5 separate regions of the Mus musculus genome follow, and all the other regions are linked to region 3. A link is a loop called in an ENCODE intact Hi-C map of the cell type or tissue named here. Cell type or tissue: heart. All regions are shown on one strand. Region 1 overlaps Wapl (WAPL cohesin release factor). Region 2 overlaps Gm52113 (a long non-coding RNA gene). Region 3 overlaps A930038B10Rik (a long non-coding RNA gene). Region 4 overlaps Bmpr1a (bone morphogenetic protein receptor, type 1A). Region 5 has its middle 6.3 kb from the start of Wapl.

Region 1 (5,000 bases), 89 kb after region 3:
TACTGGTTACTCTTCCAGAAGCCCCAGCACCCACAATCGACTAGAACTCCAGTCCCAGGGGATCCAACACCCTATTCTGCTCTCTACAGACACTGCCCACATAGGGTACATAGGCTTTTTCTAGACAGGGTTTCGTTGTATAGCCCGGGCTGTCCTGGAGCTCATTCAGACCAGCCTGGCCTTGAACTCAAAAATCCACCTGCCTCTGCCTCCCAAGTGCTGAGATTAAAGGTGCACACCACCCAGTATAAATAATAAATAACGTTTTAATGCACAGTCCCGGATTCCAAACTTGAATACTAGCAGGAATTGGTAGTATAGTGCCTGCTAGCATACAAAAGGCTCTGGTTCAATAACCAACACCAAAAAAAACCCAGGTATGGTGGAGAGCGCCTTGAATCTTCACATTTACAAAAAGTGGGGGCTGGAGATCAGAAGCCCAAGGCCATCCTTGTTCACAGTGTCCACAAGTCCAGTCTAGGATATACAAAGCCTGTCTCAGCAAAACAACCCCTCACTCCAGTGGGTAAGACGAGTTAGCTTGTTGAAGTGCTTGTCATACAAGCCTGACAGTGAATACATTTGCTGGAATACATGGTTGAAAGACGGAACTGACTCCAAAATAATGTACTCTAACTTCCATATTCTAATGCTCATGTGCACACACAAACATATTTATGTTTAAAAAAAAAAAGTGGGGGGAGTCTGGAAAGGTGACTATTACTCTCCCAGAGGACTTGAGTTCAGTTCCCAGTATCTGTGTCAGATAGCTCAACTGCCTATAACTCAAGCTCCAAAGGATCCAATGCCTCTGGCACCTGCACTCATGTGCACATAACAACACAGACAGACAGACACATAAACATAATTAAAGATAAATCTTAAGCCAGGCATGGATGTGCTTCCTTTAACCCCAACATTCAGAAGGCAGAGGCCAAATCCTAGTCTACGCAGTGATTACCAGAACAACTAGGGCTATATAGTGAGACTGTGTCTTTTAAAAATCATAATAAAATATAAAAGGTCAAGTAAAATGATTCATAATATACTGATACCTCAAAAAGATGAACTCTAGCTCCTGTTCAGTCATTTTAATGCCACACCTGTCTAAGAATTGACTAGTTTAAAAAACCAACCGAATCCCAGCACCTGGGAGGCAGAGGCAGGCGGATTTCTGAGTTCGAGGCCAACCTGGTCTACAGAGTGAGTTCCAGGAAAGCCAGGGTGACACAGAGAAACCCTGTCTCGAAAAAAAAAAAAAAAAAACCACCACAATCCAATTATTACAATTATAAGCTATAAGCCTAGATTGGGCAGATCTAACACTATACTAACTTATTCCCCAGCTATAAGACCCTTTGCTACCTGTGCTTTCTCCTGGCCACGTGGTTCTGGTCCATCTTGGCTTCCTCATCTCTTCTTCAGTCCTCCTCCTTCCCTGCCACTGCCCAATCACAGGCTCTAGCTTTTATTGACCAGTTAAAATGGGAATAAGGTTCAGGAGAGATCACACAGCTCCTGGGCAACCTCTTCTGAGGACGTAGAATTAACATCAGAATACAAGTAGCATCAGAACAACCCACAACATTCACAAGGAGAGACAACAAGTCCTGCCATATATCAACTACTGAATACCCAAGGTTCTTTCACTATTTTTCAGAAAGTGGAAAATTTGGGGTCTTGTTTTGAGTACTTTAATAACTCAACCTTTCCCTAGAGTTCTTAGACATAGTTTGTAGTACTTTCTACTCTTTTCCTTATCTATTAAGCATCTACTTACAAAATGGCAACTGCTGATGTTTTTAAAACTTATTATTACACTTACTCATTTATTTCTATGTGAGTAAGCACACATGTGGGGACACACAAGTCATTGTACACATTGAATGTACAGAGGTCCAAAGACAACCTGCAGGAGTCCATTCTCTCCTACTATGTGGTTCCCAGAGATGGAATCAAAAAAATGACATAAGGGGCTGGTGAGATGGCTCAGCGGGTAAGAGCACTGACTGCTCCTCCAAAGGTCCTGAATTCAAATCCCAGCAACCACATGGTGGCTCACAACCATCTATAATGAGATCTGACGCCCTCTTCTGGTGTGTCTGAAGACAGCAACAGTGTACTTACATATGATAAATAAATAAATCTTAAAAAAATGACATAATTCTTTACAGAAGAAAACATGTACTTAATATGTACTATTAGAAAAAAATGATAAAACTCTTAAGCTTGGATAAGCTTTTCTCATTGGTGTGAAATAATTCCTCTGCAGAAACCAGTAATTGAACAAATATCTCACTGAAAAGTTACAATGCAACTTAAACCTGCACACGTTGAACAAGTGCATCTACATACTTTGAACAAGTTGTTGATAAAATTTTTAATAGTTTTCAGAGTAAAATTAAGGACACTGACAACATGACAAAAATGCAAAAATCAAGAAATCCCAAACTGGGAGTGGTGGCGAACGCCTTTAATCCCAGCACTTGGAGGCAGAGGGAGGCAGATTTCTGAGTTCGAGGGCAACCTGGTCTACAGAATGAGTTCCAGGACAGCCAGGGCTACACAGAGAAACCCTGTCTCAAAAAAACCAAAAAAAAACCAAAAGTTTAGATGAAAAGGCAACGAAAAGAAAATCTAGCCGGGCATGGTAGCGCACGCTTTTAATCCCAGCACTTGGGAGGCAGAGGCAGGTGGATTTCTGAGTTCAAGGCCAGCCTGGTCTATAAAGTGAGTTCCAGGACAGCCAGGGCTATACAGAGAAACCCTGTCTCAAAAAATGAAAAAAAAAAAAAAAAAAAGAAAAGAAAATCTAAAAAGCCCAAAAGCATTCTCTATTACAGAACCAACTTATAAATACATGAACTTATACATGGCTTATAAAAATAACTGATTTGTACGCATTTAGAATAGGCTAACAGCATTACAAAAATTAAAATTAAAGACACTTCAAGTTTGCTTCCTACCCTATAGGAGTTGCCAGAGGTTCCATCTTCAGAAAGTCAATGAAAAGGGGAAAATGAATAAACAAACTCATTCTGCAGTATTATTCCCCATAATCCCTTGGTCCTCCAGGACAATTTAACAACTAGCCACCTACACTCTTCTTCTACAGGCCACCTACCTCCTATGTAAAACAACTATCTGGAATCAGTAAGAACCAGCAATTTAAATACTACACAATTCAAATAGTAGGCTCAACATCTTGGCAATCAATAAATCTCATTCAGTGGTTAAGTGCACTGGTTGCTCTTGCAGAGGACCTGGTCCAGTTCCCAGAACCCACATTGTAGTTCCCAACTGTCTATAACTCCAGTTCCAGGGGAATTAGATGCCCTCTTCTAGCCTTGGTGGTCAGCAAGCATGCATATGGTATATATACATAAATGCACGCAGAACTCGTATAAAATAATAAACCTAAAAGTAATTTTTAAAAATTCATTCCAATTTTGCTACTAGCTGATCTTAGAAAGTCACATAATCTCTGCAAACTTTACAAAGTGAGGAGAGTTGAGTAAAAATTCAGTTGAGCTCAGAAATTTTATCTGTATGATAACTTTTTTTGGGGGGAGGGGGTCGAGACAGGGTTTCTCTGTATAGCCCTGAATATCCTGGAACTCACTTTGTAGACCAGGCTGGCCTCGAACTCAGAAATCCACCTGCCTCTGCCTCCTGAGTGCTGGGATTAAAGGCATGCAAAACCAGACCGGGCTTATATGATAAATTTTAGAAGCTCATTTGGAAACAATTTTAGGCTTCTTTTGACTTGTTTTCCTATGAAAATCTAAGCTTAACTTAAGAACAATGCTTTAGGAGAAATATGAACAAGGCAACAACCAAATGAGTACTAGCCCAGAGGATCAAGGGAATGACAACAAAAGCTAGCTCACTCTCACCCAAAGGTGAGAAAAGTAGAAAAAAAAGCTCAGCGTTTTTTTTTTTAACAAGGCTATGCAAGTCACACTCCATTATATTATTTGATCTATCTTACATTAAGACTGTAACAAATTCCCCCTAGGTAGCCAACCAATTTACAGTATTATAAAAACACTATCCAATAAATATAAGGTATAAAAGACTGTTCCCAAAATATACTAAATTTCTAAGATGTTGTTTTAATTAAAATTTAAATATGATTGAGCTCTTTTAAAGTTTTAAGCTCTTTTACAAGAGGACTGTAGAAATAATTCAGCAGTTAAGAGCACTGGCTTCTCTTCCAAAGGACCTGGGTTCAGTTCCCAGTACACACATGGTGTCTAACTCTAGTAGCTCCTAGCTTCTGAAGGCACCAGGCATGCACAGCACACAAACTGGTATGCAGGCAACATACATATATATACATACATATATACATATATGTATGTATATATATATATATATATATACATATATATATACATACACACACACACACTAAACAAACTTATCAATATCCTCTACTAATCATAAATGCAGGGAGGAAAAAAAAAAAACAAGTGGTAATCACACACACACTTTTTGGGGGAAGGGAGTGGGGTGGGGCTGTTTAAGACCCGGCTTCTCATTGTTAACAGCCCTAGCTGTCCAGGACTCATTTTGCAGACCAGGCTGGCCTCCAACTCTTTAAAGTTTTAAGCTCTTTTACAAGGGGACTGTAGAAATAATATAGCAGTTAAGAGCACTGGCTTCTCTTCCAAAGGACCCAGGTTCAGTTCCCAGTACACACATGGTGTCTAACTCTAGTAGATCCACCTGCCTCTGCCCCCTAAGAGCTGGAATTAAAAGCAAGCACTACAATGCCCATCAAGCACTTGGCTCTTTTAGGGTGCTAATGAGATGGCTCAGTTGGGGTGCTTGCAACGCAAGCCTAGCAACCTGCATTTATCTCTAGAACCCACAAAAACATGGAAAGAAACAACTATACAAAGTTGCCCTTTTTTTCCAAACACTCCATGCACACAAGTAATAAATTAGAATTTCATTATCACAAAAGTAGCTTTAAAAAGGCCTTCTTGGCTTAT
Region 2 (5,000 bases), 150 kb after region 3:
ATACTTGGTATGTTATCTGCAATCAATGTGTGTGTGTATGTGTGTGTGTGTGTGTGTGTATGTAGGTGTGTGTGTTTGTGTGCCACTGCACATTTATGGAGGTCAGACATTTTTTTTTCCATTTTTTATTAGGTATTTAACTCATTTACATTTCCAATGCTATACCAAAAGTCCCCCATATCCACCCACCCCCACTCCCCTGCCCACCCACTCCCCCTTTTTGGCCCTGGTATTCCCCTGTACTGGGGCATATAAAGTTTGCAAGTCCAATGGGCCTCTCTTTCCAGTGATGGCCGACTAGGCCATCTTTTGATATATATGCGAGGTCAGACATTTTGAGACTCAGTTCTTTACCACTGCCTTATTTTTGAAGCAGCGTCTCTTATTTCTGTAGCTGCACTGTCTGTGACATAGCTGGTCAGGTCTCCTGTCCCTGCCTGTTCGAGTACTGGGATCACATGCAGGAGCCACATTATTCATTACTACTACTACTACTACTACTACTACTACTATTACCACTACTACTGTGATTCTGGGAATCAGACCCAGATCACCAGTTTGTATAACAAATGTTTTAATCCACCAATCCATTTCAGCAGCTTTTCAATCATGTTTTATATCCATCTTATTGGAAATAGCAGTTAAACTCATTTTTTTTGTCATTAAAAATATCAATTACTTTTCCTCCTGGGAGATCTTATAGCAGTGCTGTTCCCACCGGGAAAGAAAGTGACTTATTAGCATAAAAGTTAAAAGGAAAGCTTGTTTGAAGCTTAGAAACTGAGGCTTGGCTCAACTGTTCCACGGTAGACAGAGCTGCTGTAGGAGAACTTCCTGACTTGACTGCAGTCTCTCTCTCTCTCTCTCTCTCTCTCTCTCTCTCACACACACACACACACACACACACACACACACACACACACACACACACGCCAATCTCCTTGCTCCACATTCAGGTATCAGCGCAGAACGCAGAAGTACACCATCTGGTTTGAGCCAATAGCTCCGTATTAACTTGGAGGCTAATTACATATAACCTGCCTGCACAGGGCTGTACCCAAAGGCTTGTGTCAAGGGCGTGCCTTGATCTGATTGCGACATCCCTCTTTAATCCCTCCCCTTCATTGTTTCAAAGACAAGGTCTCCCTATCCAGTAGCCTTGGCTGCCCTGGAATTCTCTGTGCAGGCTGGGCCCCGTGGAAATCAGCTGCCTCTGCCTCCCAGGTGCAGAGACTGCAAGCACGTGCCACCAGGCTTGACTAAATAGACATTTTCTTCTTCAAAACTAATTGTTTAGAATCGAACAGAGCCCAAAGCCAGGCTAGAGGGGAAAGCGCTTTGTCTCCTGTAAATTCCACCTTCCCTCTCCCCTTGTCATCGTGTTTCCTGCGGTTTCACCTTGAAATAAGGAAACAAAAGCTTCCCTGTACCACGGCAATTGTGTGGCCATGGAATACACTAAATGAAGAGTGACCTGTGCTCCCTAACTGGGGTGAGCAAAGGTAACTTGGAGGCTGGACATAGGGAAACAGTAGTGTCCAACCCCACCCCTACCCCCTTCCACCTCACCCACCCACCCTCCGACAGCCCTCACCTACCATGCTAAGCTGCTTGGAGAAGCCAGTCTCAAACCTCAGCCTTGGAGGAAAATCGCTACAGGTTCAGCATAGATGTCTGAGACCCAGTCTTCAACAAACCAACAAAACCCAAAAGCTTAGCCAGTCCATCTCCACTTTGGGTTTTGATTTGCCAAAATGAATTTAGTTAAAACATTTGAATATGAACTGCAACCCCATTCGAGTTAAGTTCTAAAGAGAGTATGTAAAAAAACACGGATTTTACAAAATTATTGATTGATTGATTTAGAGATAGAATCCAGTTATATGGTTCCGACTGGCCCAGTACTGCTGTGCAGACCAGGGTGGCCTCAAACTTGCAACAGTCCTAAGTCAGGCGCCAGGATGTTAGCCATAGATAGATACATTAGATAGATGCATATGCCACTATGGAAACTAATCGACTTTGTCTTACCTGTAAGTATTTAGTAACGATGTATCTACTGGGTATTAACTGTCTCTACTGCAAACCTGAGCCCTCCCATTTTACAGACACTGTGGAGAATGACTGACTTCTGGCTTGCCATGGCTCCTTCCTTCCTGGCTGAAGTTAGCAGAGGAGAACCCCTCATCCCACACTATCCCCACCTCCTCCAGCCCACCAGGAAGGACCCTTTTCACAGACATAGTCATTGAGCCTTGAGAGCTCCTGAGACAAGGTCAAATACAAGCTGGAAACTTGGGACATGAGGTCTAACCCCAGAAAGGCACAGCAAAAGGATAGGGGTCCCCTTGTCTGCCTTTCCCGGTGGCAAGAGGGGCTAATTGGAACAACTAATGTTATTCAGAATGTTCTAGTTGTCCTAACACCAGGAGCTTAGGTTAAGTGCTGTAAAACCAGCAAACAGCACCTCACCGGGATGTGACAGAGCACCTACACAGAGTGGCCCACTTTATACACCTGGGCCAGCTGACAGACGCCACCAGCCCTCAGCTACCAGAGTCCCCACTCCTAGGAAATCTGAAAACTGAAAACCTTCCCAGAAGCACACCCCGGCTCCAAGTGCTCTGGGCAGGAGGTACCACCAGAGATGTCCTGTCCTAGAATGGGCTACTGCTGAATCAGCTGCTGGCCTCCTCCCCTGGGTCCTTCCGATGGAGCCTGTTATTCCTTGCTCTTCTGCCGAAGCAAGTAATTATGTCTATTATTGGAGCAAGTAATTTGTTATCTAAGCATTTGTTCCACTGTGGGCTCCTGGAGGGCAGGAACTATTTCTTTGTGTTTTTACAGTTTTTTTTTTTTGTTTCAAAATATTTACTTTATTTTTAAACTTTTTTGTTTTTAAAACGTTTCAATTGAAATAGAATTACATCACATCCCCCTCCCTTTCTCACCCAGCCGCCCTGCGCTAAATTGATAGCCTCTTTTTCTTTGATTATGTTTGTCACATACAGAAGCCGTCTGTAACTATAGCTTGGAAGCAGCTGGCACAGCACTAGAGAGAGGAGTGGAGCCCTCTACCTAACGAATCCCTTTAGCGCCCCCTGTCCTGAGATGCGGCAGTGCCACCCAGTGGCAGGCTGGGTGTACTGAGGCTACTTATGCAGTCCCTTTCCAAAAAGCAGGGTTCACCTGGAGAGCTGCCCCCCCATACACACCCTCCTCAGCCAAGGCCAACAAGAACACAAGTGGCAGAGAGATGTGTTCTGTGCCTTTGGACTTTGGAGGTATAATGAGCGGCCCTTGAAAGGGTCCCTAGCGTCTTCCCCCTGGCAAGGCCTCCATTTTCCTGTTTCTAGTCAGCCAAACTCAGTCTCTGGGATGGGGAATGTAACTCAAAGCCTTTGCCTAGTATTCACAAAATCCTGGGGCTGAGCCCTAGCACTGCATAAAACCAGGTGTGGTCATGCATGCCTGCAACTGAGGCGGTAGATACAACAGAGAAGAAAGGTCTCCTGGAAATGGAACATTTGAGATGTTGGGAAGACCTCTTCAGATAGCAGGCATGGAATCTACTTTTGAAGGAACTCAGGAGTCTCCACTCCTGTGGTAGACCCTTACTTGTGACTATGGAGGCAAACTCCAACTTGGACCAGGGAGGGACACTGAAAACACCTAGACAGAGCCCAACAGGAGTCAGCGGCACAGAAAAGCACAGTTATTATCTGTGAACAGGTTTTTTGAAGCCTTTTTACTAGAAGCTGGTAGACCCCTCTCCTTGAATCTGCAAGTTTGCTTCTGAAGTTGGGCTTGTGGACAGTAGGCACAGCCATTAGCACACTGTCCCTCCGAGAGACTGCTTCTCTTTGTGTTCTTATGTCCCTTTCTTACCTGTCACTTGATCCTCCCCATATTTCATTCTTATTTTATCCCGTGTGTGTGTGTGTGTGTGTGTGTGTGTGCCCGCCCTGCACGTGTGTCATGGTATGGGGGGGGGGGGTGTCAGAGTTCAACCAACATGTGGGTGGTGGGTAGGGAGGCTTCACCTCTGTGAAAACAGAGGTGCGGCCTTTCCCATCTCTGCAGCCTGGGTAGCCAGCCTATCCACACTTCACTTTTCAGAGCCGTGGTGGTCCTCTCTGGGTGGACTGAGGAGCCTCTGTAGGTAGGATGTTCCTGTGGGTGGAACTCTCCAGGATCCACCACTCAGACCCTGAAGCAGATGGGCCCCCTGCGTGTAAAGTTGGCACATGATGTTCCCAAGGGCAACCCAAGGCTGGGTGGGACCTGTGTGGCCAGGGAAGGGAGCCTCAGTACACCAGGTAAATACTTCCCTACGCCCCAAATCCTCAAAGGAATTCTTTGTTTCTGCACTCCTGTGTTGACTTAGCTGAGGAATGCAGGGTGTCGCAGAGAAATGCTCACTGGCTTGTTTTTTTGTGGCTTGCTCAATTTTCTTATATAATTGGCTGGACCCTCCCACCTCAATCATCAATCAAGGTGTTCATACATATTAAAAAAAAAAAAACTAAGGGACCTCCCAGGTAGTCTCAGAATAATTAACCACCCACAGAACAGCACTAGGCAGATCTCCCCTCCTGTCTTCTCAGAGTCTGTCTCTGCTTTGGTCCCTGAGTGATGACTAGCTTGTGAAGCCTAGTTCCATTCACGAGTCACAAAGCATTGCTTCTCCTGTTCCCTATTCCAGACTCAGTATCCTTCACTTTGTATAGAAGGCGGAGCTGATAGCAGAAGTCCTTGGAGAGGAGGGCTAGTGAGGTGACTCAGCAGGTGAAGATGCTGGCTGCCCTACCAAACTACTAGTCCGTGTGGGACTGTCCTCGGGGCGATGCGGAAGTGCCTGCACTGCCGGAGGTAAACAAGTTCCTGCCCCCACCGAAACAGGAGCAAACAGGAGGTTCACGTTCCCACCGCTTTGCAACACTGTTTCAGTACCTCCCCTCCCCCTCTTTCCCAGGCGCTAGCTGATGGAGGCCAACACC
Region 3 (5,000 bases):
CACGTGTGTGGCTCCGCGGGTTCCAGCAGTGGGCGTGGCAGAACGAATGAGCAGGAAGCTCCACCCCTGAGCAAGCAGGTTTCAGGCTGGGGGAGGGGAGACTACAATTCCCCTTTCATTGGTGCTGGGGCCTATGTTTTGTGACCTAAAGTCAGAATGATGCCTCTAACCCAGCGTCAGTTGTGCTACAGTCTCAGGCCTGTTACATTCCCCACTGGCTTAATAAGCATGAGTCATAAGCTCATCTTGGGGCAGGGGGTTTATCATCTCCTCAGCACTAATAATTTAACAAAATTTATTTTTGTTTTACATAGTTAAGTAGGCAATTGAGCAAGCAGCACCCTGTAGTGAGACCAGGAACAAAAAAATTAATAAATAGCCCAGTAATGTCTATAAGTAGAGTAGAGTAGCCAAGGGGACCAGAACAAGATTGGCACCAGTTATCAGACATTTACACCACCACCCCTCCCCTTTTAAGCTTATTTTTGGCTAATTATTTTTTAATGATCCGTGACTGGTTGTCATAGAAACAATGAAGTTTCTCCTAATGTCATTGTTTCATGAAGAAGAGGTCCAAACTGCTTCTATTCTGAAGAACAACCTCTAGTAAGGAGTCTACCTACGCTTCCAGGTGGAAGTAGTTATTTTTTAAAAGATTTATTTATTTATTTATTTATTTATTTATTTAATGCAGATCACAGCTTTACCGCCTTCCTCATTTAGTCAAAAGCAGACTCTGTGTGTTGTTGGTTTTAGGAGATTTTGAGGCTAGAGAGGAGTAATCTTATCCCTCCATATAAGCCAGGAAGATGCCACAGCTTTGTGAGAGTCTGCACTGTCCCTTGCATGGAGCATTGTCAGTGGGACTCTGTCCACTCTAGTGACAGCAGTACATGAGTTTTGCATCTGTGAGCTGCTTCAGGAAGCCCGTCTTAGCAAAATGTATACTCATCTCAGCTGTTTTATAACTTAAATTTTGATCCCAAAGTCTCCCCTCCCTCCAGAGCCTAAACAGTGAAAGTTCTCTGATTCTTTTTTTTTCTTTCTTTTTAAGCTTTCTAATCAGCCGGGCAGTGGTGGCACATGCCTTTAATCCCTGCAGAAGTCAGAAAAGGAATCCCTTGGAACTGGAGTTATGCATGGTTATGAGCCACCATGTCAGTGCTGGAGACTAAATCCAGGTCCTCTACAAGAGCAGCGGGCGCTCTTAACCACAAGCCATCTGTGATGGTTTGTATAGGCTTGGATCAGGAAATGGCACTATTAGGAGGTGTGGCCTTGTTGAAGTAGGTGTGTCCTGTATAATGCCCGCCCGGATTCTGCCATGCTCCCGCCTTGTTGATAATGGACTGAACCTCTGAACCTGTAAGCCAGCCCCAGTTAAATGTTGTTTTTATTTGGTCATAGTGTCTGTTCACAGCAGTAAAACCCTAACCAAGACACCATCTCTCCATCCCAGGACTCGATGTCTTTGAAGGACAACAGGGTAGCAACTGACTTTCTTGAAGATGGATACGTGCCCAGAAACAGGCATGTGCCCTGCCTTTGCTCTGGGGGAAAAGTATTGCTGTCTGAAGTTTACTGGCAGACAGGAAGGCAATCACATCGTTAGCCATCCTACCTCCAACAAACACCAACAAATAAGTCAATATAAACACTAACCTCAACGAACATCTCTACCATAGTCAGGGTGAGTGGTGGCTAGGCAGCCACACCCTGGACAAGGATGGAACCTTTAAGAAGCAGAAAGGTGTGAGGTGTGGGGTGGTTTGTTATTCGGTACGTTTTATACATGTGGTTTTCGGTATATTGGAGATTTAAATTTATTTTAAAATTAAAAAAAAAAAATACAGGACGAGGGGGATGTGTGCGCGTGCGCACCACAGCGCATGTGAAGATCAGAGCATAACTTCCGTGTTGCTTCTCTCCTTCCACAGAAAACTCAGGTGGTCAGGCTTGGTGGCAAGCGCCTACACCCGGCGAGCCGTCTCGCAGACACTTACACTGGGGACATTGACTTCAAGCTAAGCATTTCCAACTCCTAGAACCAAAGCAGGCTGAAGCGAGATGACCCAGGGGCCAGTCACCCAGGAGAAGGCTGCCTCCGGCTTCTGGCTGGCCGACTGCGCATGTCCTCCCAGCACAGTGCCCGCTACAGTCGAGAAAGCCTCGGCCAAGCCCGCACCCGACAGGCTCGGGGCTACAAGGCTTGTGGGGTTTAACCTGGGTCGACCTCCAGGAAAATCAAGATCAGAGCGGAGACGTGCTGAGAGGTAGGGACAGTCTGGAGTCTTAGGAGGTGGGACTTGGGCGGATGCACTCCTCTGGGCGCTCACGGTGCGTGGTGGATACTCTGACCCGCTCCTCTTGGCTGACCACGCACGAGGGCAGTCATCCTGGGGAAACTGAGGCCGCCAAAGTCATAGGGCTCATCCGAACATCCTGCCCCAACCCGGCGCGGCATCCAAGCACCTGCTCCATCTGGGGACACCCGGAGGTCTAGGCCGCCACACATAGCCCAGGGGGAGCGGTGATAAAGATGCGGAACTCGTCGCGCGAACGCAGAGGGGAGGGAGGAGGCGTTGAGAGTCTTGCGCCATGTGAGCTGGATCCGCGTGGGTCCCGTCAACCCAGCCGCTGTTGACGACGCCCAGGACCCGGAGTCCTGTGGACACAGCATTCGGGTGACCTCGGAGCCTCAAGAGATCTGCAGCTCGCCTGCTCCAACGCCCCTTCCCCAATATCCCTTCCTTAGAACCTCGGTCCCCTCCTGCATCCTTCTGTTCTATGATACCTTCCAGAGCCTCAAGAGGGCGCTGTGGGCGCGCTGCTGGAGGCCGCGCCTCCTGCCTCCAACTTAAGGTCCGAGCTGGAACTAGCTTTTGACACGAGCTCTTGAATACGTGTGTGGGACAGGCAAGGTGACATAACCCTGAAGCCTCAATCGCAGGAGAGAAATAAAGGCTTTTTTCCTTGTTTACTCTTTCTTACCTTGAATATCGTGATCATATCTTCACAATGAAAATAATATTTTGAATGAAAAAGTATTCCAAAATAAGCAGACATAAATCATATGGTAGGAGTAGCATGAAACAAGAAACATTTTGTAAGAGCAGAAGTGTTGGGGTACACAACCCTAACACTCAGGAGGCTAAGTTCGGTACCCTGTCACAAAATCAAACCAAAAGTTGATCAAACTTCCTTTCTGTGATCATAAGGCAAAAGACACTAAGGAAGTGTACCAGAGATGGCAGTCGAAGGTACCCATCACTATCATGGGACACAGTCTCGTCAATACGACAGGGTCAATGCGCTGGTGCACTCTCAGAAGCTGGAAAGAACCCCGGTGAATAAAAACTTGCACCAGATTGGGTCTGGTCACTGCCCATCACAGGTCGGTGGGCGGGGCTCATGAAGCCTTCGGCCTCTCTGAGGAGTTCTAGGCAGTTAAGGGTTCCTGGAGGGAGGGAGACATGTAGTGAAACCACTAGTAAGGTACCCATGCCCCCGCCCACGTTCATGTAAACAAAATTAAACTGACTGAGTAAACAAAAACAGGAGGAAGTCCTGAAAGCAGAAGGGGAGCTGGTTGGGAAGAGGAGGAGAACCAGGGACGAGAGGGGACATGAGAGGGTCCTGAGGATGAATAAGACCAAAATTCACTGCGCACACGTATGAAAAAAAAATCAGAAATGTTGTAAGGCTGGGGAGGGTAGAATACTTAACACGTGCAAGGTCCTGGGCTCATCCCAACACCAGCAAGAGAAAGTGAATTGTATGTATGTATGTATGTATGTATGTATGTATGTATGTATGTATATCAGCACGCAAACTGAAAGAGGTAGGAAAAGGATCCTGGAGGGGAACAACTGAGAAGTGTAAGCACCTGTCAGAGTATACAGCCTTTCCAGCCAGAGCATCTTCACTCGTGGGCAAACATGTTGTGGGAGTTTGAATGAAAACGGCCCCCATTGAGGGCTAAAGAGATGGCTCGATGTTTAAGAGCACTGGCTGCTTTTTCAGAGGACCAGGGTTTAATTGCCAGCACCTACATGGCAGCTCACAACTATCTGTAACTCCCAATCTGATACCCTCACACAGACAGGAGTGCATGCAAAACTGCCTATGCGTATGAAATAAAAATTAATTATTTTTTAAGAAAAGATTAGGATGTATGCCTCTGCCTCCCAAGTGCTGGGACTAAAGGCGTGTGCCACCACCGCCTGGCTAGTTGTGACATTATTGATGGAAGAGTGTCAGTGGGGGTGAACTTGGAAGTGTCAGAAGCACAAACCAACAAACATTCATACACATAAAATAAAATTTAAAAATCTAAAAACAATCAGCAAAATGCCTCTGCATTCCAGAAAGAACAACTAAAATATAAAATATGAAAATATTAACAATATAAATATTTACATATTATAAAATAACATAAATATATTAAATATTAAGTTCTGACAGTGCTATGGAGCACCCAAATATCATCATAAATTGCCAGAGAGAGAGAGTGAGTTTATCTATTCAAGAAAACATATATTTAGCCTGGCGTGGTGGCACACGCCTTTAATCCCAGCACTTGGGAGGCAGAGGCAGGTGGATTTCTGAGTTTGAAGCCAGCCTGGTCTACAAAGTGAGTTCCAGGACAGTCAGGGCTATACAGAGAAACCCTGTCTCAAAAAAAGAAAAACAAAAAGAAAAACATGTATTTGAGGGGTGGAAAGACAGCTCTTGGGTTAAGAGCACTGAATGTTCTTCCAAAGGTCCTGAGTTCAATTCTCAGCATCCCATGGTCGCTCACAACCATCTGTAATGGGTCTAATGCCCTCTTCTGCTGTGTCTGAAGACTGGTACTCATACACATAAAGTAAATAATTCTTTTTAAAAAAAAAAAGAAAGAAAGAAAGCATATATTTGAGTCTAGGCTCAACTCTCTGAACTACGGTTGCATTCCTGTTTACCCAGGAGAAATGAGTGCATATGCTCGTGAGAGAAGTAGA
Region 4 (5,000 bases), 350 kb after region 3:
TATGCTGTAGACTGACACGCATGCAGAAGCTGGAGGAGGACCTCCAATATCCTATTTTTATCATTCTGTTATTCCCTTGAGAAAGCGTCTCTCATTATACTAGGAACTAGCCTGGTGGCTGGAAGCCCCAACGAACCTCGTCTCTCTTATCCTCCATAGCTCTGGGGTTACTGATTGACACATGGACATACTCAGCTTGATTGCTAGGGATTAAACTCAGGCCCTCGGATTTGTGTAACAGGTGTTCTTATCCAGTGAGCCTGCCCTTAACCAACTTCATACATATGTTCTGTTGCTGTGACAGATGTCACAGCTTTTAAGGAAGGAATGGACTTGTTCTGCTTGTTTCTGGGTGTAGTCCATCATGAAAGGGAAAACAGTGTGGGGAGTGAGGTCACATTGCACCATAGTAAAAAGGCAGAAAGAGTTGAATGTCAAGTGGGGGTTCCTTTGGCTTCTCCTTTTTCCATTTTTATTTAGGAATCATTCAGGGTGGTCTGTCCTTCTCTAGTAAACTTCTCTGAAATGCCCTCAGAGACAGCGCACTCCTACCCTTATCCCCAGCTCTGTTTTTTTTTTTTTTTTTTTTTTTAGTTGCTTCCAAATCTAGTCAAAATGACAATGGAAAAATAACCATCAGAGATGTTTTATAACAAAATACAATACCTTGTATCGGTTCCACTGGAAAGTGGTTTCCAGACCCTCCCAGTCAGTAACAAAACATTCATGTCTTCAAGTCTAAAAATCAGTGCAAACCTCAGAAAACTAAAAAGTCAGCCAAGTGTGGTGGTGCACGCCTTTAATCCCAGCTCTTGGGAGGCAGGGGCAGGCAGATTTCTGAGTTCGAGGCCAGCCTGGTCTACAAAGTGAGTTCCAGGACAGCCAGGGCTACACAGAGAAACCCTGTCTCAAAAAAACAAACAAAAAAAGAAAAAGAAAGAAAGAAAGCAAGCAAGCAAGAAAGAGAAAACTTAAAAAGTCATTTATTACTGATTGACTATTTTATAGATATTACTTTGTTTATAATATAAGTAAATTAAATTGGATCCATGAGAAATAAATTTTTTTTGAGAAATCAATTTTAATTCTACATCTTTTTTGTTTTTTGGGTTTTTTGGTTTTTTTGGTTTTTTTTTTGAGAAATAAATTTTAATTCTGCATCTTTTTTTGTTTTTTTGTTTTTTTGGGTTTTGTTGTTGTTGTTGTTGTTGTTGTTGTTGTTTTGGTTTTTCGAGACAGGGTTTCTCTGTATTGCCCTGGCTGTCCTGGAACTCATTTTGTAGACCAGGTTGGCCTCGAACTCAGAAATCCGCCTGCCTCTGCCTCCCAAGTGCTGGGATTAAAGACGTGTTCCACTACTGCCCGGCTTAATTCTGCATCTTTAATGTTAAGATGATTGTATAAGAATGGTAAAAATAAATTATTTTTCTTTTATTTTTATACTCCTTTCTCAGATATAATTGTCTGCAATTGTACTTTTCTTATATAAAATATTGTCATCTTTTTTAAAGATAGGATCATATGTAGCCCAGGCTGGACTAGAACCAACTATTCAGCCAAGATTGACCTTGAAATTCTGATCATCCTGTCCCTACATCATCAGTGCTTAGTGTTAGGATGCCAGGCATGGATCACCATGCTGGATTTATGTGGTGCTGAGAATGGAACTCTGGGCCTCCTGTATATGTACAAAAAACCACTGTGCCAGCTGAGCCACACCCTAGGCCAGTGTTGTTATCTTTTGATGAAAACAGAGCTTCTTTGGTGACAGAGCCTCAGCTGAATTTATGAAAGGTATTTGTGTTAATCCAGTTTAGTGTGAAAAAGTTAGTGATTTGTTGCAGACATGGTACCAAGGCTCAGAACAGTTGTCCCAGATCCTGCTTGGGATATTAGTGTACGCAGCATATAAAAACTATAAAGGTGTTTAACTTCATAAGAATGTACAGAGATGAAATATTGTTTGGTCCTCAACCTGACTGTTGTCTTCCCCCTGTCTTAGTGATACAAATGAAGTTGACATACCCTTGAATACCAGGGTGGGCACCAAGCGGTACATGGCTCCAGAAGTGCTGGATGAAAGCCTGAATAAAAACCATTTCCAGCCCTACATCATGGCTGACATCTATAGCTTTGGTTTGATCATTTGGGAAATGGCTCGTCGTTGTATTACAGGAGGTAGGAATTTGAAAAGTGTTTCTGATTGTATTTACTTGTCATTTAAAAAATAATTACCTAATTTGTGTCACCTGGGTCAGGGTTTCTCAGGACCACTCTCAGATCCTCTGGTTTCATCAGAATGGTTGTCTAAGGGGAAAAGTGTCAAGAGCAAAGCTCAGAAAATCCAAGACAGGTGTCCAACAGCCTTCTCCAGTGTATTCAGAGGTCATGCTTCGTTCCTCCCTCAGTCGGCTGTGACCGAGACTCGGTCTGCTGAGCACGCACGTTTGCGTTTGTGCTGTGGCATGGGCTAGAGCCCCATCCTCTCAAGGAAGTAGGTTCAGCAGAGCAGCGGGGTTTGCACCGACCGCCAGCCAGAGACAGTGCTCGGGGACTCCCAGGTCCCTGCTTTGTGAGCTTGCCCAGTCTCTCTCCCAGCAGAGAGCCATAGATATTCTCTAGTAGGAACAAAGAAGTAAATTTGCACTAAAAGTTTTTTTTAATTAAAAATAATCTTATTTCTACTCATTTCCTTTGTTTTTAAGTGTTTCGTTTCTTGTAGCCCAGGCTGGCTTCAGTTCACAGTCCTCTTGCCTCAGAGTGTTCTACCCTCAAAAGAAACACTGTCATTGCGATAGACTTTCATTCTGTCAGAGGTAGGGAAAGTAATGGGTCATAAATAATAGAGAAACATATTTACTATTATTCAGATTGTGTTTCTTCTTTATATAGGAACCATTCTTAGTTCCACAATTCAGTGAGAAATGCTGTATGTCAACTGAGAGTAGTCCTACTACCATGGATTTGCTCACTGTGTTTTCTCACTCCCTGCAGGAATCGTGGAGGAATATCAATTACCATATTACAACATGGTGCCCAGTGACCCATCCTATGAGGACATGCGTGAGGTTGTGTGTGTGAAACGCTTGCGGCCAATCGTGTCTAACCGCTGGAACAGCGATGAAGTAAGTTGGAGCCAAGTCCCTGTAAAGTGATGAGTGAGTGCCGAGTTACTCTGTGCTCACCACACTCTGTTTGCATTTATTTCTCTTTAGTGTCTTCGAGCAGTTTTGAAGCTAATGTCAGAATGTTGGGCCCATAATCCAGCCTCCAGACTCACAGCTTTGAGAATCAAGAAGACACTTGCAAAAATGGTTGAATCCCAGGATGTAAAGATTTGACAATTAAACAATTTTGAGGGAGAATTTAGACTGCAAGAACTTCTTCACCCAAGGAATGGGTGGGATTAGCATGGAATAGGATGTTGACTTGGTTTCCAGACTCCTTCCTCTACATCTTCACAGGCTGCTAACAGTAAACCTTACCGTACTCTACAGAATACAAGATTGGAACTTGGAACTTCAAACATGTCATTCTTTATATATGGACAGCTTTGTTTTAAATGTGGGGTTTTTTTGTTTTGCTTTTTTTGTTTTGTTTTGGTTTTGATGCTTTTTTGGTTTTTATGAACTGCATCAAGACTCCAATCCTGATAAGAAGTCTCTGGTCAACCTCTGGGTACTCACTATCCTGTCCATAAAGTGGTGCTTTCTGTGAAAGCCTTAAGAAAATTAATGAGCTCAGCAGAGATGGAAAAAGGCATATTTGCCTTCTACCAGAGAAAACATCTGTCTGTGTTCTGTCTTTGTAAACAGCCTATAGATTATGATCTCTTTGGGATACTGCCTGGTTTATGATGGTGCACCATACCTTTGATATGCATACCAGAATTCTCTGCTGCCCTAGGGCTTAGAAGACAAGAATGTAAAGGTTGCACAGGAAGGTATTTGTGGCCAGTGGTTTAAATATGCAATATCTAGTTGACAATCGCCAATTTCATAAAAGCCATCCACCTTGTAACTGTAGTAACTTCTCCACTGACTTTATTTTTAGCATAATAGTTGTGAAGGCCAAACTCCATGTAAAGTGTCCATAGACTTGGACTGTTTTCCCCCAGTCACCATTTTGTTCTCCTTTTGGTAATTATTTTTGTTATAAAAAGCCACCTATCCAGAATTGGAGCTCTCTGTCTTGAACCATACTTTGAAAGAAACGCCTCTTCCGTACTGCATCTGATCACAATGTGCATACCTATGATCAAATTCTGGAGTCTTTGTTCTCGGTACCTCCTAAAAAGGAAAGTTGATTCTTGTGTAACATGCTTTTATTTTCAGAACCTGCACAGCTGTCATTCTAGCCATGTTTTACCTACACACTCAGTTCTATACAAGACAGCCCATACACTCTGTCTCACATCTGATCCTTGGTGGGAAGTGTTTTAAAGTAGAACTATGTATGAATTTCAGAATTCATGCATTTTAAAACTTCACTAAGATATTGTCTCATATCTTTATGAGAATGTCAGCTGACTTTTCAACTAACAGTAAATGTATTTTAGATATCTAAATCTTTTGAAATTTGGTTTTACAATTTCTGGTCCCTAATTGTGAAGACAAGAGGCAGAAGTACCCAGTCACTACCCATATTTACACTGAACGTTATTAAATAAAATGATGTGTATTTTATTATAAAATAAATATAGGCCTTGTTATCTCAAAAAACAGATCTGGTTCAAACTTATTATACCAATATCATACTATTTAAATGTTCTAAGTAAACAAGCCATGTGAGCATCAAGTGGCATTGGCTCTTTGGATGAAACATAAACTTAAGGTGATTGTATCAACACATAGAGTGACTGAAATTAAATGGGAGGCAGGTAGAGCATATGTCCATCTGTCCACCTACAGGCATGACTAAACTACAGCTCATATTCCACAAATTTGAGATTTGTCTTGCCTGGTTTGTTTAGTGAGTCTCATCTGATGTACCTAAAGCCT
Region 5 (5,000 bases), 100 kb after region 3:
ATGTGGCTTGTCTCATACCAGGCCTTTCCATTCATTTCCATTAGATGTCCAATGAATCTGAAAGGGGCTAGGGGGACTCACTCAAGGTCCAACAGATGCTAAGCAGTGCTCCTCCTCCAATGAGCTTGTGGCCCCGACCCTAAGTAGCCTATTTAAAACTACCATAGTCCCTCCAATCCCAAATATCCACTGCCAGCTTTACTTTTTTCTAGGGTGTTTCACATATTTATCTTGCATACCTGTCTGCTCTGGGAAGGACAGGAATCTGCCCTCATATCAAATCTTGTTTTCTGCTCTATCCCTATAGAAGAATGCCTACACATAGTAGGTACTCATTAAATAGCTGTGGACTAAATCCCTCCTTTCCAGTAGGGTTGTACCTTGAAAGGAAAGCGACTGGACACTAACAGTAGTTTCAGATAACTTAGTGGCTCCATCCGCTGTCAGCCCCCACCCCAGTGCCAAGGAGGGCTGAGCTATCTGGAGTTACTTTTGTCCTTGTGGTTTTTCATTGTGAGAACTGAGATGGTGAATACTTATCATAATTCTAATTACCTTGTTTTCCAAGATAATTGGAATATGTTCTCTGGAGGTAGTAACATCCCTGGGGGAATAAACTACAGTCTAGGTAGTTAAATGACACAGCAATGGAAATTGCTTGAACTGTTGTCTAACAAAACTGGATACTCAGCAACCTCAGAGAGGTCTTGATTCCTGACTTTTGTCTCAGCAAACAGCCTTTTTCCTGGGGTCCTCCCCAGTAAAGGTGCCCAATACCTTATCAGAAAGTCTAGATACTTCCCCATTACTAAAACTAAACGTCCCAAATCCTTATCATGGCCCAAAGGTCCTGCATGCTTGGCCCGAGTACCTAGCATCCTTCCCCCTTTGCCATGCCTACCTTCTGTGTACTGTTAAGCCAGCTCTTGCTTCAGGCCTTTGTGCTTACTGTAACCACTGCAGCTTACCATATATGACTGCTGCTCCAACTCTCCCAGCTCTTCCTCACCTTCCACTCAGCGTTCTGTATTTCCTGTTGTTTTTCTCCAGAGTTGTCACTGTGGTTTTCTGACATATTCATTTAGTATGTTTTCTGCCATCACAACATAAGCCATGTGAAGGAACGGGCATACAGACATAGTGCCAGACACACAGAAAATAGGCTGTAAATATTTGCTAGCCACGCATTAGCATTGAATTACTTTAGATTCTGTCAGCTTCTAAAGCTTGACTAATCTTTAGCCTGCTTGGCCAGTTAATAGTTGCAAAAGATACATTGAAATTTTTGGCTTAAAGTTTTTAAAACCATGCTGTTCTGTTTTTACTTTTGTATTCTGAGGTTTTCTTACTGGGCACATAGACGTTTAGAATTTTCTTACATATTAGGTACCAGAGATCCAGCTCTGGACTTTAGGTATGCCAGGCAAGCACACCACCACTGAACTGACATGCCCAGCCCTGGTTTAGGATTTTCACAGCTAGTGGAGTTGAAAGTTTCTGATATAGCTGAAGCAGTCAGTAATGAATATTGCCTGAATTCGTTGACCATTTCTGTAGTCACACTTTTTGCAGTGTGACTATAAGTTCCCTTAGTCAAAAGGAAAAGGCAGAGGCGATACATTGTACATTTGAGGCTTAAGCCTGAAGCTTTGTTGCTGTCTCTTGGATCTGCTGCTACTGCCCAGAGGACAGGTTGAGGCTTGCTTGTTAGGTGATGAGAAGCGAAGCCACATGAAAAAGAGCTGCAGTCATGCTATTCCAGTCCACACACGGCAGGCCCCAACGCTGACCTACAGAGCCACCTACCTGACTGGCAGCTGTCCTGGCACATGGATGAGCCCACCTGGGACTAAGAGCGGGCAGTCTTCTCATGAGCAATATTGACTGTACTAAGCTGAAGGTTGGAGCAGCTTGTTATCTAGCACAAGTGTGACCCAGCAGTGATTTTCCTCATATTTAATTTGAAGCCACTGCATACACAGGGTTTTCTGGGTTCCTCGGGCAGTCTAAAACAGCCTTCCAATCTCTTGGCAATATTTTTGTATTCTCTTCCTAATAAAGCTCTCCAAAAGTATTTGCTTGTTTCTTCTCCGTCTCCCACACTAGACTGTCACTATACGAGTACAGAGTCCTGTCCATTTTGATCTATGCCAGGTCCTTAGCACCTAACTCAAAACTGCACCCCCCCCCATTGTCCAGTGTTGGACATGTTTCGTCTAACCTGAGGTGTACTAAAAATGATGATGCTGGATTTCAAGAACTTGCTACAAAAAGATACATAATTGTTTAAATTTGCTCACTGATTAAATGTCTAAATGCTAACATTTTGATGCAGTGGGAGAAATGCTATTAAAGTTAATTTCACATTCATTCATTTAGCTTTGGGGGGGGGGGGTGTCATAAATCTGTGGTCAGCCTGTGCTATATAGAAAAGCTGTGGGTACATTGGAAAGCTATAAAGGAAATAGTAGAGCCTTAAATGTGCCAGGCAGTGGTGCCGCACGCCTTTGACCCCAACACTTGGGAGGCAGAGGCAGGTGGGTTTCTGAGTTCCAGGACAGCCAAGGCTATACAGAGAAACCCTGTCTCGAAACCCCCCTCCAAAAAAAAAAAAAAAAACAAAAGAAAGAACCTTAAATGCAACCAGATAAGTGCAAGAATCCAATCTGAAAGGCCAAATATTTTGATTCTAGCTGTGTGACATATGGAAAGGACAAACAAGAGAATTTAAAGGCTGGGAGTGTGAGAGCAGAGGCAGGAGGAGGCCATATCACATGGGAGATTGAGGAAGATGACATTTTCTAAAGTGCTATAACGGGTCTGTGTGCCAAAACATAGGATTATTCGACCCAGAGTAACTATTGACGTAGTTAATATTGCTTCATTAAAGCCAGCATACCACACTGGTGTTTTAAGAACAACATTTGGAGTGGGGTTAGGAGAGGTTAGGAGGTTGTGGGAACTCTATACTATGTGCTTAATGTTTCTAAGTCTAAAACATTATAACTGGGGACATCATGAGTGCAGCAAGTGAGGCACAGAAAGACAAATGTCTCATGTCCTTCATGAGGAAGCCTAGGAAGATGAGCTCATAGAGTGAGGCTTGGCTCAGTAGCAAGGATACAGATTGTTCTTGTCAAGTTCCGTTCCCAGCACCCATATTGGGTGGCCCACAACCACTTGTAACTCCAGCTCCAGGGGATCCAAGGACTTTGATCTCTGTGAGCATGTGTGCACACAATTAAAAACAATAAACATAAACCCTTTTTGAAATGCCATTCTTGGGAGGCAGAGGCAGGCAGATTTCTGAGTTCGAGGCCAGCCTGGTCTACAAAGTGAGTTCCAGGACAGCCAGGGCTACACAGAGAAACCCTGTCTCAAAAAAAACAAAAATTAAAAAAAAAAGAAAGAAAGAAAGAAAGAAATGCTATTGATTTCCTGGAGTAGTGGTCATCAGACACAAGGGTTCGAGAAGATTGGATGGTAAATTGATGCTTTCAGTTAGATAAAATGAGCCTTGTGCTGTGAAGAACAGTATGTGCCCATTGTTGACAGTGATTTTTTTTTTTTTACATTAAAAAAAAAATGAGCCGGGTGTGGTGACACACGCTTTTAATCCCAGCACTCGGGAGGCAGAGGCAGGTGGATTTCTGAGTTCGAGGCCAGCCTGGTCTACAAAGTGAGTTCCAGGAAAAACCAAAAAAAAAAAAAGAGAGAGAGAGAGGGAAAAATTGAAATTTCCCAATGCAAGTGAATGTTAACTATTTGGGGAGAGTTGGAAATGTTAATTGCCTTTGATCATTACACATTTCATGCATGTATTAAATTATCACACTGTGCTCTGTAACTCTGTCATTATATGTTAAAAATAAAGTAAATCTGTGAATATATAATCTTTCCGTCTTCTCATGATATGACTGCCAATCAGATCACTCACTGACCTGAAAAGAATAGTGAAAGAAATTTAATGGAATTAAAAGTAAAGCTTTTTTTTTTTTTTTTTTTTTTAAACCCCAACAGGGTCCTGCTATATAGCCCTGGCTTAAAGTGGAAATTTCTGGTTTCTTTAAAAACTCAGTTATGTCATGGGATGTCTTTATGGAAGCTGTATTGTGAGAGGGCTTGTGATGTTTTGCTGAAAACAGACATTTTGTCAGGACTCATGATGTACAAAAAAAATATAAATAGAACCCCACAGTGAGAGGACACATGGGTCTCACATGGCTAACATGCAACACTTTGCTTCTTTGCTTCATGTGCTCACTTGGTAGGGAGAAATGCACCAAAGATTTTCATGGTGTTCCGGCTGATTCTGGACACTTCTGCTGACTCATGTTAATATTGAGGAGCCTTGCTGTTTCTGTTGGATCATCCTTAGTGTTTGCTATTGGACTGGACTGCTGGTATCCTGACAACAAAGAGTGGAATTCCCCCCCCCCCCAGTAACTACTAAACAGGTCCACAACCCCCTTTTCCAACTAATCTTTCCCCCTACCTCTGCTCAGTAGGCTAGAAGGGAGGTTGAAGCATCAAGAACCATAAATAAAGTAGGTTTTGGAAAATCTAAGCCTCCACTGGCTGGCCTCAGAATTTCACTAGTCCTTCTGATTCTGCTGCTGGGTACTGCGATTACAGGTGTGTGGCACCAGCCTGACAAAATATAGCCTTTTTCTTTTGTGTGTGTATGTTTTTTTTAAGTGAATTTACCTTCCCTTATCCCCCAGAATGATACTTTTTTTTTTTTTCAAGACAGGGTTTCTCTGTGTAGCCCTGGCTGTCCTGGAACTCACTCTGTAGACCAGGCTGGCCTCGAACTCAGAAATCCGCCTGCCTCTGCCTCCCGAATGCTGGGATTATAGGTGTGTGCCACCATGCCTGGCTTTCAGAATGATACTTTTAAGTCATACATTTGATAAATCCCTTCTCTCTGCTTCCAAAATTGAATGACTTGTGGTTGTGCCCAGGAATAACTCCATGTGGTTGCTTGCTGCCTTAAATGC

What was found. A loop is a pair of places that touch in the nucleus more often than their neighbours do. Peaks named below come from ENCODE experiments on the same cell type or tissue, not always from the same donor. Only the 100,000 strongest peaks of a DNase experiment are listed, where the experiment ranks them.
Region 1: a loop joins it to region 3, with 2.1 times the contacts of the local background. A loop is called at or near these places in 12 of 42 quality-filtered maps.
Region 2: it touches region 3 in a loop (6-fold over the local background); 42 of 42 quality-filtered maps call a loop at or near these places.
Region 4: a loop joins it to region 3, with 3.0 times the contacts of the local background. A loop is called at or near these places in 2 of 42 quality-filtered maps.
Region 5: it touches region 3 in a loop (2.2-fold over the local background); 11 of 42 quality-filtered maps call a loop at or near these places.

Annotation. Positions count from the first base shown.
Region 1 is chr14:34,677,493-34,682,492 of GRCm38, reverse strand. All of the region lies in intron 2 of Wapl (WAPL cohesin release factor), which reads right to left. Among named protein-coding and RNA genes, the nearest start is that of 5830448L01Rik, 5.3 kb to the right of the region's middle. In heart, CTCF peaks have their summits at 1,884 and 2,085 (motif pointing left); no DNase peak of the experiment used is centred here.
Region 2 is chr14:34,615,124-34,620,123 of GRCm38, reverse strand. It overlaps Gm52113 (a long non-coding RNA gene), which reads left to right. Exons shown (of 3, transcript XR_003951117.1): 1 at 1-7; 2 at 4,706-4,872; 3 at 4,976-5,000. Among named protein-coding and RNA genes, the nearest start is that of Gm52113, 2.7 kb to the left of the region's middle. In heart, a CTCF peak has its summit at 3,122 (motif pointing left); a DNase peak (open chromatin) is centred at 3,123; H3K4me3 peaks cover 402 bases; H3K27ac peaks cover 354 bases; H3K27me3 peaks cover 2,426 bases.
Region 3 is chr14:34,766,953-34,771,952 of GRCm38, reverse strand. It overlaps A930038B10Rik (a long non-coding RNA gene), which reads right to left. Exons shown (of 5, transcript XR_001781218.2): 4 at 3,243-3,457; 5 at 1,852-2,665. Among named protein-coding and RNA genes, the nearest start is that of Gm52101, 4.4 kb to the right of the region's middle. In heart, a CTCF peak has its summit at 2,809 (motif pointing right); DNase peaks (open chromatin) are centred at 2,802 and 3,382; H3K4me3 peaks cover 2,053 bases; H3K27ac peaks cover 1,048 bases; H3K27me3 peaks cover 924 bases.
Region 4 is chr14:34,412,885-34,417,884 of GRCm38, reverse strand. Bmpr1a (bone morphogenetic protein receptor, type 1A) reads left to right here. Exons shown (of 13, transcript NM_009758.4): 11 at 2,003-2,178; 12 at 2,995-3,125; 13 at 3,216-5,000. The coding sequence ends at 3,341. Among named protein-coding and RNA genes, the nearest start is that of Mmrn2, 40 kb to the right of the region's middle. In heart, no CTCF peak of the experiment used is centred here; no DNase peak of the experiment used is centred here.
Region 5 is chr14:34,665,105-34,670,104 of GRCm38, reverse strand. No RefSeq gene overlaps it. Among named protein-coding and RNA genes, the nearest start is that of Wapl, 6.3 kb to the left of the region's middle. In heart, no CTCF peak of the experiment used is centred here; no DNase peak of the experiment used is centred here.